Linked DNA regions of Homo sapiens: region 1 is linked to region 2. Evidence: chromatin contacts called from ENCODE Hi-C data. All regions are on one chromosome and are shown on one strand. The core of a region is the stretch at or near the end of the contact, and the rest is flanking DNA. Distances in the headings are between cores, read along the strand shown.

Region 1 (5,688 bases), core at 1-2,500, 270 kb after region 2:
TCCGGGTTCAAGCAATTCTTCTGCCTCAGCCTCCCCAGTAGCTGGGATTAAAGGTGACTGCCACCACGCCTGGCTAATTTTGGAATTCTTAGTAGAGATGGGGTTTCACCATCTTGGCCAGGATGGTCTTGATCTCTTGACCTCATGATCCACCCACCTTGGCATCCTAAAGTTTAGGATTACAGGCGTGAGCCACTGCACCTGGCAGGAAGGAAGATTTAGAGGGCAACTTGTCAATTTGGATGGCATCCTGGGCTGTGGGGCTGGCAGGAAGCTGTCCTGGACAGGGCACAGAGTGGCCAGGACAATAGGGAGGAGAGGCACCGGCTGGGGGGATTTGCCAGAGGCGGTGCCTCCCTTCCCCAGCAGGGCATGTGCTCCAGATCTTGTGCCACTTGACATGCAGAGCCTGGGTGCAACCTGCAGAAACCATGTGGGCTGTGCCCCAGCCTTGGGGTGGGTGTGGACCTGGTCTCCCTGGGGATACTGGAAGGGCCTCTGGGAGATATTTAGGGCGCAGCCTGGACATCTATACCATGCACTGGCAAACATACAAACAACAAAAAAACAGGGTATTCTATATATTCTATTGATTTTTAAATGTTGGCTGCAGCTGCTACATTCCTCGAGAGTAACTGAGTCCCACACAAGAAACCCTAAGCTCAACAGATTCTCTATTAGATGATTGCATTTTTTCAGAAACAATCTCCTAACCACCAGGCCTCTGGCCAATTTCTTTTCTGAGTTCCTGTTCCTGCCAGAAAGGGCAAATTCATTATCCTGTGAGGTCCAAGCTGGCCTCTTGGAGGTACAGCAAAGACTTTTACCCTTGGCCTGGAAGCAAAGGCTAGCCATGTGGCGCCCTTGGGCTTTTTTTTTTTTTTTCTAGAAAGTTTTCTGGTGAGTTAAAAAAACGTGCTCAGAGTCCTACCCACCCCCACCCCCATCCCCAGCCCAGGCGAGTTGATGTGTGGATTCCTGGCATTTGTTATTTGCTGCCCAAATGACCCTGGCCTCTGGGAATGAGGCCCCGGACCTTTGCTTTTATGTCCCAGAGCTCCTGTGAGTTTTACAAAATTATCATAATTATATTTCAATCTTAAGAGCTAGTTCTGCATTTTAGGCTAAAAAGCAAGAAATGAGGGACAAGAAAGTCACTTTTTGCCTAGTGTCCCTGCTGCCCCCAGCGGTCAGCAGCCTCTGACGCTGAGGGTGTAGACCCGGGTTCTGAGGCCCCAGTGTGACTTTCCATTGTTCGCGAGGCCCTCACCCGCTGCGCCGCCCGGGCTGAGTCATTCTAAATTCCTTTCTTTGTGTTTTCTCTCTGCAGTCACGCAGAAATAGTTGCTCCACTAGTCATCTTCTTTCCTTAAACCAAAAAGAAAGAAAAAAAAATCTAGCCTTTGATAGTTCTTATTCACGAATCAGCTAAAATATGAGTCAAACACAAGTTTCCTGAGAGCTATAAATATTTGCTGCACCCCACCCTACTGGGAAATACCCACAGTCCGTGTTTCGCCACCGAGTGGCTCAAATCTGGAGGATTTCTTTGGTGTCCGGGGTAAAACGATCCCTGCTGTGAGTGGTTTTTAGGGCAGTGAATCTGTAATGTATTCCAAGCTTCTGAAGACAGGGTGTGTGTGTGTGTGTGTGTGTGTGCGTGTGCGTGTGTGTTTATGCTGTAACAATCGGTTCTTTAAAACGTATTTTTTAAAATACAAAGTCCTTATGGTGAAAGTTATGGACATTGACACTGGGATAAGAGAGTGGAGAAAGTAGTGAGCTGAATGGCATCCTTCAGGAGTGTCAGTGTTTTGTTTTTTGGTGTTTTTATTGGCAAGTAAATATGGGTCATTTGGCATGGCCAGTGGGCTGACATGAATATCAACAAGGGCCACTTTGTAGGCCACAGAAGCCACCTTATCATCCAGTCTGAGGTGTAAAGTTTGAGGGTGGATTGGGGAGGGTCACTCCAGCCTGAAGCCCAAGAGCCAGAAACCCTAGATTTGGGGTTCTAAAGTCAGGCGGAAGTTTTGGGGCTGACCTTGAGTTTTTGTATTTGTTTTTTACAATGCATTCTTTTTCTGATTGTTATTATTATTTTTAATGACCCAAAGCAATCTATAGCAATGCAATTGCTATAAAAATACCAATGACATTCTTCACAGAAATAGAAAAAAAATCCCTAAAATTAATATGGAACCATAAAGACCCCAACTAGCCAAAGCTATACTGAGCAAAATGAACAAAGCTGGAGGTATTACACTACCTGATTCAAAATATACTACAAAGTGATAGTAACTGAAACAGCATGGTATTGGTATAAAAACAGACACCGACCAATGGAACAGAATAGAGAACCCAGAAATAAATCCATGCATTTACAGCCAACATTTTTTTATAAAGGCACCGTGGACATACACCAGGAAAAGGATGCCTCCTTCAATAAATGATGCTGGGAAAACTCGATATCCATATGCAGAAGAATGAAACTAGACCCCTCACCGTCTCTGGACACACTGCCTATGAGTTAGCCCTGCTCCTCACACAGCAGCAGGAAAAAAAAAAAAAGCAAATAGACCCCTATTTCTTACCATATACTAAAATCAACTAGTCTGGGTGTGGTGGCTTATGCCTGTAATCTGAGCACTTTGAGAGGCTGAGGCAGGTGGATCACCTGAGCCCAGGAGTTTGAGACCAGCTTGGCCAACATGGCAAAACCCCGTCTCTACTAAAAATACAAAAATTAGCCAGGCATGGTGGCATGTGCCTGTAGTCCCAGCTACTCAGGAGGCTGAAGTACGAGAATCACTTGAACCCAGGAGGTGGAGGCTGCAATGAGTCAAGATCACACCACTGCACTCCAGTCTGGGCAACAGAGTGAGACCCTGTCTCAAAAAAAAAAAAAAAAAAAAAAAGAATAAAACACCTGTACGTGAATGTTCTAGCAGTGTTATTCATAACTGCCAAAAAATAGAAACATCAACTAATGAAAAAACAAATAAATAATAATATATCCATTCAATGGAATATTATTTGGCAATAAAAAAGGAATGAAATACAGATACATGCTACCAGAGGATGAACCTAGAAAACAGGCTAAGAGAAATAAGCCAGTCATAACAGATCACATATTCTATAAGAAATGTCCAGAATAGTCATATCTGTAGAGACGGAAAGTAGGTTAGTGGTTGACTGGTACTGGGAAAAGAGAGGGAATGAAGAGTGACTGTGAATGGATATGAGGTTTCTTTACAGGGTGATGACGTGTTCTGTAATTAGACATTTAATAGTTGCACAACCCTGAATATACTAAAAAATCACTAAATTGTACACTTTTTTAAAAAAGAGATGGGGTCTTGCTATGTTTCCTAGGCTCAAGTAATCTTCCCTCTACAGCCTCCTGAGTAGCTGAGCCCTACAGGTGCACTCCATCATGCCCAGCTGACTTGTACACTTTTATTTTATTTATTTATTTATGAGATGGAGTCTTGCTGTGTTGCCCAGGCTAGAGTGCAGTGGTGCAATCTCAGCTCACTGCAACCTCCACCTCCTGGGTTCAAGTGATTCTCCCGTCGCAGCCTCCCGAGTAGCTGGGATTACAGGCATGTGCCACCACGCCTCGCTAATTTTGTATTTTTAGTAGAGACCGGGTTTCACCATCTTGGCCAGGCTGGTTTCAAACTCCTGACCTCAGGTGATCTGCCTGCCTCGGCCTCCCAAAGTGCTGGGATTTCAGGCCTGAGCCACCGCGCCTGGCCTACTCAACATTTTTGAGGTCTCTATATGGTCCTGAATTATATTATTCCATAATAAACATCCACCAGATTTAACTTATATTTCCCTAATCATGGACACCTGGGTTGCCTCCAACTCTGTCACAATAAACAGTGTGGAGTATACGCTTTCTTAGGGACTTCAGCAAATCACTCTGGGACATATACCCAGATGTGGGGCATATATACAGGGCCAAAGGACACATTTTTATTTAATTCAAATACAAACATTTTGCTTTCTGGAATGGGTTTGCCAGTTTATATCCCACACTCACTCCCTTTGTGGACAAGAATTTTTGTCTTCCCACATCCTTTGCCAACACTTAGCATCAGGTTTTATAATTTTTTTTTTTAGATGGAATTTCGCTCCTGTTGCCCAGGCTGGAGTGCAATGGCGTGATACTGGCTTACTGCAACCTCCGCCTCCTGGGTTCAAGCGATTCACCTGCCTCAGCCTCCCTAGTAGCTGGGATTACAGGCGACCACCACTACACCCAGCTTTTTTTTTTTTTTTCTGGTATTTTTAGTAGAGACAGGTTTTGCCGTATTGGCCAGGCTGAGTCTCGAGCTCCTGACCTCAGGTGATCGCCTGCCTCGGCCTTCCAAAGTGCTGGATTACAGGCGTGAGCCACCATGCCCAGCCATATTTTCTAATTTTTGCCAATCTGATGGATCTAAAGTAATATTTCATTATAGTTTAGTGTGCATTTCTTTTCTCCTTTCCTTTCCTTTTCTTTTTTATTTTTTGAGACGGAGTTTTGTTCTTGTAGCCCAGGCTGGAGTGCAGTGGCGCCACCTCGGCTCACTGCAACCTCCGTCTCCCGGGTTCAAGCAATTCTCCTGACTCAGCCTCCCTAGTAGCTGGGATTACAGGCGCCCACCACTACGCCCGGCTAATTTTTGTATTTTTAGTAGAGACAGGGTTTCACCATGTTGGCCAGGCTGGGTTCGAACTCCTGACCTCAGGTGATCCACCTGCCTTGGCCTCCCTAAGTGCTGGGATTACAGGCGTGAGCCACTGTGTCTGGCCTTCTTTTTTTTTTTTTTCTTTACACATTTTTTCTTTCTTTTCTTTGTTTTATTTTATTGTTTTATAGAGGAGAGGGTCTCACTATGTTGCCCAGGCTGGTCTTGAACTCCGAGGCTTAAGTGTCAGCCTCCCAAAATGCTAGGATTGCAGATGTTACAGATGGGAGCCACCACACCCAGCCTGAAATATCTTCTTAGTGTTAAAAAAAAAAAAAAAAAGAGAGAAGTGCATTATAATAGATATTGTAGGCCGGGCGCAGTGGCTCACGTCTGTAATCCCAGCACTTTGAGAGGCCGAGGTGGATGGATCATGAGTTCAGGAGTTGAAGAATAACCTGGCCAAGATGGTGAAACCCGGTCTCTACTAAAAATACAGGCTGGGCTCGGTGGCTTACGCCTGTAATCCCAGCACTTTGGGAGGCCGAGGCGGGTGGATTACGAGGTCAGGAGATCGAGACCATCCTGGCTAACACGGTGAAACCCCGTCTCTACTAAAAATACAAAAAAATTAGCCAGGCGTGGTGGTGGGCACCTGTAGTCCCAGCTACTCGGGAGGCTGAGGCAGGAGAATGGCATGAACCCGGGAGACGGAGCTTGCAGTGAGCCGAGATGGCACCACTGCACTCCAGCCTGGGCAACAGAGCAAGACTCTGTCTCAAAAAAAAGAAAAATAAATAAATAAATAAAAATACAAAAAAATTAGCAAGGTATGGTGGTGGGCGCCTGTAATCCCAGATATTGGGGAGGCTGAGGCAGAGAATTGCTTGAACCCAGGAGGCCAAGGTTGCAGTGAGCTGAGATCGTGCCACTGCATTCCAGCCTGGGTGACAGAGCAAGACTCTGTCTCAAAAAAAAAAAAAAATTAGATCTTATATGGGTGATT
Region 2 (5,991 bases), core at 2,213-4,712:
GGAGAATCGCTTGAACCCAGGAGGCAGAGATGGCAGTGAGTTGAGATTGTGCCACTGCACTCCAGCCTGGGTGACAGACCAGGAAGAAAGAGAGAAAATAAAACTTTCACTTAAACCCCCAAACACTGTGAGAAGACACAACTACCTTTTGAAAATGTTTTTCCTTTTACCCTGGAAAGAACACTGATCAACACTAAACTAATGTAAATTATTTATTATATAACCATTAGAGCAGCCGGGCAAGGTGGCTCATGCCTGTAATCCCAGCACCCAGGAGGCTGAGGCGGGTGGATCACGAGGTTAGGAGTTCAAGACCAGCCTGGACAAGATGGTGAAACCCCGTCTCTATTAAAAATATAAAAATTAGCCAGGCGTGATGCCGGGCGCCTGTAATCCCAGCTACTCGGGAGGCTGGCAGAGAATTGCTTGAACCCGGGAGGCGGAGGTTGCAATGAGCCGAGATCAGGCCACTGCACTCCAGCCTGGCGACAGAGCGAGACCCTGTCTCACAATAAATAAATAAATTAATTAATTAATTAAATAAAATCATTAGAGCATTATTTAAAAGCTGGAGTTTGCAATTACTTAAACCATTACAGATTTAAGAACAATTGCCCACACACACATCCATTTCCCTGTCCTCATCTTTCATGGCACAAACAGAACTGGGGTCTTGGCCTCTTGATCCCCAGGCCAGCAGGCTTTCCGCAAGCAACGCCGTCCCTGCCTGAGATTCCCTCAGGCCCCAGCCTTAAACGGAGTGCCCAGAGGCCCATGAAGAACCGTGCAACCGCCTGGCTCGTGCTCTGGCTAAAAAGAGAGCAGCTGATCATATGCATGCCTTGTGGAGATGACCCTAGAGCTCTGATTTTTCAACAGCATGCATCCACATCACCTGGAGGTCTTCTTAAAACACGGGTCTCTGTGCCTCACCCCCAGAGTTTCTGATTCTGTGGATGTGGGGTAGGCGACAGAGTTTGTTGTTGTTGTTTGTTTGTTTTTGAGACAGAGTCTCGCTCTGTCGCCCAGGCTGGAGTGCAGTAATGGTGCAATCCCTGCTTACTGCAACCTCTGCCTCCCGGGCTCAAGCGATTCTCCTGCCTCAGCCTCCCGAGTAGCTGGGATTACAGGCACCGCACCACCAGGCCCAGCTAATTTTTTTTTTTTTTTTTTTTTTGAGACAGAGTCTGGCTCAGTTGCCCAGACTGGAGTGCAGTGACGCGATCACGGCTCACTGCAAGTTCCGCCTCCTGGGTTCACACTATTCTCCTGCCTCAGCCTCCCGAGTAGCTGGGACTACAGGTGCCTGCCACCACGCCCGGCTAATTTTTTGTATTTTTAGTAGAGACAGGGTTTCACCGTGTTAGCCAGGGTGGTCTTGATCCCCTGACCTCATGATCCGCCCTCCTCGGCCTCCCGAAGTGCTGGGATTACAGGCGTGAGCCACCACGCCCTGCTGCAATTTTTGTATTTTTAGTAGAGATGGGGTTTCACTATGTTGACCAGGCTGGTCTTGAGCTCCTGACCTCGGGTGATCCACCTGCCTCAGCCTCCCAAAGTGTTGGGATTACAGGAGTGAACCACCGCGTCCGGCTTTTTTTTTTTTCTTTTTGGACAGGGTCTCACTCCGATTGCCCAGGCTGGAGTGCAGTGTCACGATTTTGGCTCACTGCAGCCTCGACCTCCCCGGGCTCAGGTGATCCTCCCGAGTAGCTGGAACTTCAGATGGGTGCCACATAGCCCAGCTAATTTTTCATATTTTTTTGTAGAGACGGGGTTTCACCATATTGCCCAGGCTGTGACTTCTGGGCTCAAGCGATCCTCCCACCTCGGCCTCCCAAAGTACTGGGATTGCAGGTGTCAGCCACCGCACCCGGTAGAGTTTTTTGCTGTTGTTTTTTGTTGGTTTGTTTTTTGTTTTTTTGTTTTTTCTTGAGACGGAGTCTCGCTCTGTTGCCCAGCCTGGAGAGCAGTGGCGCCATCTCGGCTCACTCCAACCTCCTTCTCCCAGGATCAAGCGATTCTCCTGCCTCCGCCTCCCTAGTACCTGGGATTACAGGCACGCGCGCCAGGCTAATTTTTGTATTTTTAGTAGAGATGGGTTTCACCATGTTGGCCAGGCGGGTCTGAAACTCCTGACCTCAAGTGATGGGCCTTGGCCTCCCAAAGTGCAGGGATTACAGGCGTGAGCCAACGCGCCTGGCAGTTTGCATTTTTAAGGAGTTCTCAGGTGATGCTGATTCTGCTGATCGCGGGACTCCGCTTTGAGATCAGCTCTCCTAGGGTATCTAAGTGACGGGGCAGACCCGCAAAAGAGATTTAGTGGAAGATGGCCCCCTAGAGGAGCTGGCCTGGGATTCCTGGGACTTCTAAACCTACAGTGCACAAATGTCCTAGATTTTCCACCTTTGGTTGCTTCTAGCCACAATCTTCCTTCCCAACCACATCTTGCCCTTTCTACTCACAAACCAGGAGGCACACCCAGGGTTTTTTTTAACATGGTGATTTGCAGAACTGTCCTAGGCCTTCAGACTAAGGAGCTGGAGTGATCCTGAAAGATCCCGGAAGCGAAACTCGCCTTTCCGGGCACCTGGGTGAAGGAAGCTTTTCCTACCAGGGCCCCTAAAGCCACTCACCTCGATTTCTGCGGATCCAAAGGTGGAAAGACACTGTCCCGATCAGGAGCATCGCAAGGGTCTGGAGAAAGGGCCATCCATAAATGAAGATCAGGACTCCGTATTCTGAGACTGTTTCAATCACAAATAAGACTCGGAACAGCCTCTGGAAGGCCGACAGCATTTCGCGTTTCTGGCCTGGGAAAGTAAGGGTGCGCTAAGGCACGAGTAGTACAGCTCCTCCCGCCACCGCAGAGCCCGCCGGCGGGAAGAGACCAGACACCGACGGAGAAGCGAAGTTCAGGACGCGAAGGAAAGGGCCACTTCGGGTCGGGGTCAACCCAGACTGGACCAATGCACAGTCTAGGTGGATTAACGCGCCACCGCGAGAAGTGGGCACGGGACCACATGCGGCTGGCAAGACGTCCCAGGGCTCAAGCTCCAGGCTCGGTCACCAAACAACGGTGATAACATCCACAACGCCACGTAAACCATCTTTGGGCCTTGATCGTTTTCCAATAACCGACTGAACTGAGGGCGTGACCAAACGACAAGAACCGGAGGAGAGGACCCGGAGAACGGAGCAGCATCCCGCCGCCCGCCTCCAGGAAAGCCCGAGGCACTGTAGCAGGAGGGTCTGGGCTCCGCGCCTTAATTACACCGCCCTGGACCCGCCTCTTCCGCCGCTCGCTCCTCTGACCGGCACCCGAAGGTGCTGTCCCGCCCACGGACTCGCTCACACTCCGTTTCTTCGATCCTTTAGACGACTTTTTACCGTTCAGGGATGCTCTCCGTTACCGCCTCTGCCATTTGGTTGCCCTCCCTGCGGTCCAAGGGCCTGGAACACTCCCCAGGGCTGCCAGGCCAGCGCTTTCCAGGGGCTCCAGCCTACAGCGCCGCCACCTGGGGCTGGAGCCAGAAACGCAGGGGCCGGGGGCTCACCGGCTGCCAAGTAGAGGGCGTCGAAAATGGGGCTGGGTGTGTAAGAATGCTTGTGATTTTTGCACACTGATTTTGTATCCCGAGACTTTGCTGAAGTTGCTTATCAGCCTAAGGAGATTTCGGGCTGAGAAGATGAGGTTTTCTAAATATACAATCATGTCATCTGCAAACGGACAATTTGACTTCCTCTTTTCCTAATTGAATATTCTTTATTTCTTTCTCCTGCCTGATTGCCCTGGCCAGAACTTCCAACACTATGTTGAATAGCAGTGGTGAGAGAGGACATCCCTGTCTTGTGCCAGTTTTCTAAGGGAATGCTTCCAGTTTTTGCCTATTCAGTACGATATTGGCTGTGGGTTTGTCATAAACAGCTGTTATTATTTTTAGATACGTCCCATCAATACCTAATTTATTGAGTGTTTTTAGCATGAAGCGCTGTTGAATTTTGTCAAAGGCCTTTTCTGCATCTATTGAGATAATCATGTGGTTTTTTTTCTTTGGTTCTGTTTATATGATGGATTATGTTTATTGATTTGCATATGTTGAACCAGCCTTGCATCCCAGGGATGAAGCCCACTTGATCATGGTGGATAAGCTTTTTGATGTGCTGCTGGATTTGGTTTGCCAGTATTTTATTGAGGATTTTTGCATCGATGTTCATCAGGGATATTGGTCTAAAATTCTCTTTTTTTGTTGTGTCTCTGCCAGGCTTTGGTATCAGGATGATGCTGGCCTCATAAAATGAGTTAGGGAGGATTCCCTCTTTTTCTATTGATTGGAATAGTTTCAGAAGGACTAGTACCAGCTCTTCCTTGTACCTCTGGTAGAATTCGGCTGTGAATCCTTCTGGTCCTGGACTTTTTTGGTTGGTAGGCTATTAATTATTGGCTCAATTTCAGAGCCTGTTATTGGTCTATTCAGGGATTCAGTTTTTTCCTGGTTTAGTCTTGGGAGGGTGTATGTGTCCAGGAATTTATCCATTTCTTCTCGATTTTCTAGTTTATTTGCATAGAGGTGTTTATAATATTCTCTGATGGTAGTTTGTATTTCTGTGGGATCAGTGGTGATATCCCCTTTATCATTTTTTATTGCGTCTATTTGATTCTTCTCTCTTTTCTTCTTTATTAGTCTTGCTAGCTATCAATTTTGTTGATCTTTTCAAAAAAGCAGCTCCTGGATTCATTGATTTTTTGAAGGGTTTTTGTGTCTCTATCTCCTTCAGTTCTGCTCTGATCTTAGTTATTTATTGCCTTCTGCTAGCTTTTGAATGTGTTTGCTCTTGCTTCTCTAGTTTTTTTAATTGTGATGTTAGGGTGTCAATTTTAGATCTTTCCTGCTTTCTCTTGTGGGTATTTAGTGCTATAAATTTCCCTCTACACACTGCTTTAAATGTGTCCCAGAGATTCTGGTATGTTGTGTCTTTGTTCTCATTGGTTTCAAATAACATCTTTATTTCTGCCTTCATTTCATTATGTACCCAGTAGTCATTCAGGGGCAGGTTGTTCAGTTTCCATGTAGTTGAGCAGTTATGAGTGAGTTTCTTAATCCTGAGTTCCAGTTTGATTGCACTGTGGTCTGAGAGACAGTTTGTTATAATTTCTGTTCTTTTACATTTGCTGAGGAGTGCTTTACTTCCAACTATGTGGTCAATTTTGGAATAAGTGCGGTGTGGTGCTGAGAAGAATGTATATTATGTTGATTTGGGGTGGAGAGTTCTGTAGACGTCTGTTAGGTCTGCTTGGTGCAGAGCTGAGTTCAATTCCTGGATATCTTTTTTAACTTTCTGTCTCATTGATCTGTCTAATGTTGACAGTGGGGTGTTAAATTCTCCCATTATTATTGTGTGGGAGTCTAAGTCTCTTTGTAGGTCTCTAAGGACTTGCTTTATGAATCTGGGTACTCCTGTATTGGGTGCATATATATTTAGGATAGTTAGCTCTTCTTGTTGAATTGATCCCTTTACCATTATGTAGTGGCCTTCTTTGTCTCTTTTGATCTTTGTTGGTTTAAAGTCTGTTTTATCAGAGACTAGAAATGCAACCCCTGCCTTTTTTTGTTTTCCATTTGCTTGGTAGATCTTCCTCCATCCCTTTATTTTGAGCCTATGTGTGTCTCTGCCCCTGAGATGGGTCTCCTGAATACAGCACACTGATAGGTCTTGACTCTTTATCGTATTTGCCAGTCTGTGTCTTTTAATTGGAGTATGTAGCCCATTTACATTTAAGGTTAATATTATTATGTGTGAATTTGATCCTGTCATTATGATGTTAGCTGGTGATTTTGCTCGTTAGTTGATGCAGTTTCTTCCTAGACAAACAGCCAAATCATGAGTGAACTCCCATACACAATTGCTTCAAAGAGAATAAAATACCTAGGAATCCAACTTACAAGGGATGTGAAGGACCTCTTCAAGGAGAACTACAAACCACTGCTC

The links. Hi-C counts contacts between places; a loop is a spot of excess contacts on that map. Pooled maps may share reads with other maps.
Region 1: a pooled map shows a loop between it and region 2 (2.9-fold over the local background). The contact joins the enhancer-like site here to the promoter of C6orf147 in region 2. A Hi-C loop is called at or near these places in 5 of 50 pooled maps.

The regions. Positions count from the first base shown.
Region 1 is chr6:73,579,226-73,584,913 of GRCh38, forward strand. No RefSeq gene overlaps it. Among named protein-coding and RNA genes, the nearest start is that of EEF1A1-AS1, 58 kb to the left of the region's middle. RefSeq lists enhancers at 529-1,372, 688-1,887, 1,278-1,607, 1,373-2,216, 2,217-3,059. Within about 2 kb of position 1,251, at least 39 of the 41 ENCODE cell types and tissues checked have a DNase peak (open chromatin) inside an H3K27ac peak, as active enhancers do.
Region 2 is chr6:73,306,916-73,312,906 of GRCh38, forward strand. C6orf147 (chromosome 6 open reading frame 147) reads right to left here and starts at 3,463. Exons shown (of 5, transcript NR_027005.4): 1 at 3,391-3,463; 2 at 2,637-2,813. It overlaps LOC122539213 (KHDC1-KHDC1L), which reads right to left and starts at 3,244. Exons shown (of 7, transcript NR_173146.1): 1 at 2,637-3,244. It also overlaps a transcript of KHDC1 not described here. RefSeq lists enhancers at 473-1,100, 2,762-2,831, 3,352-3,611.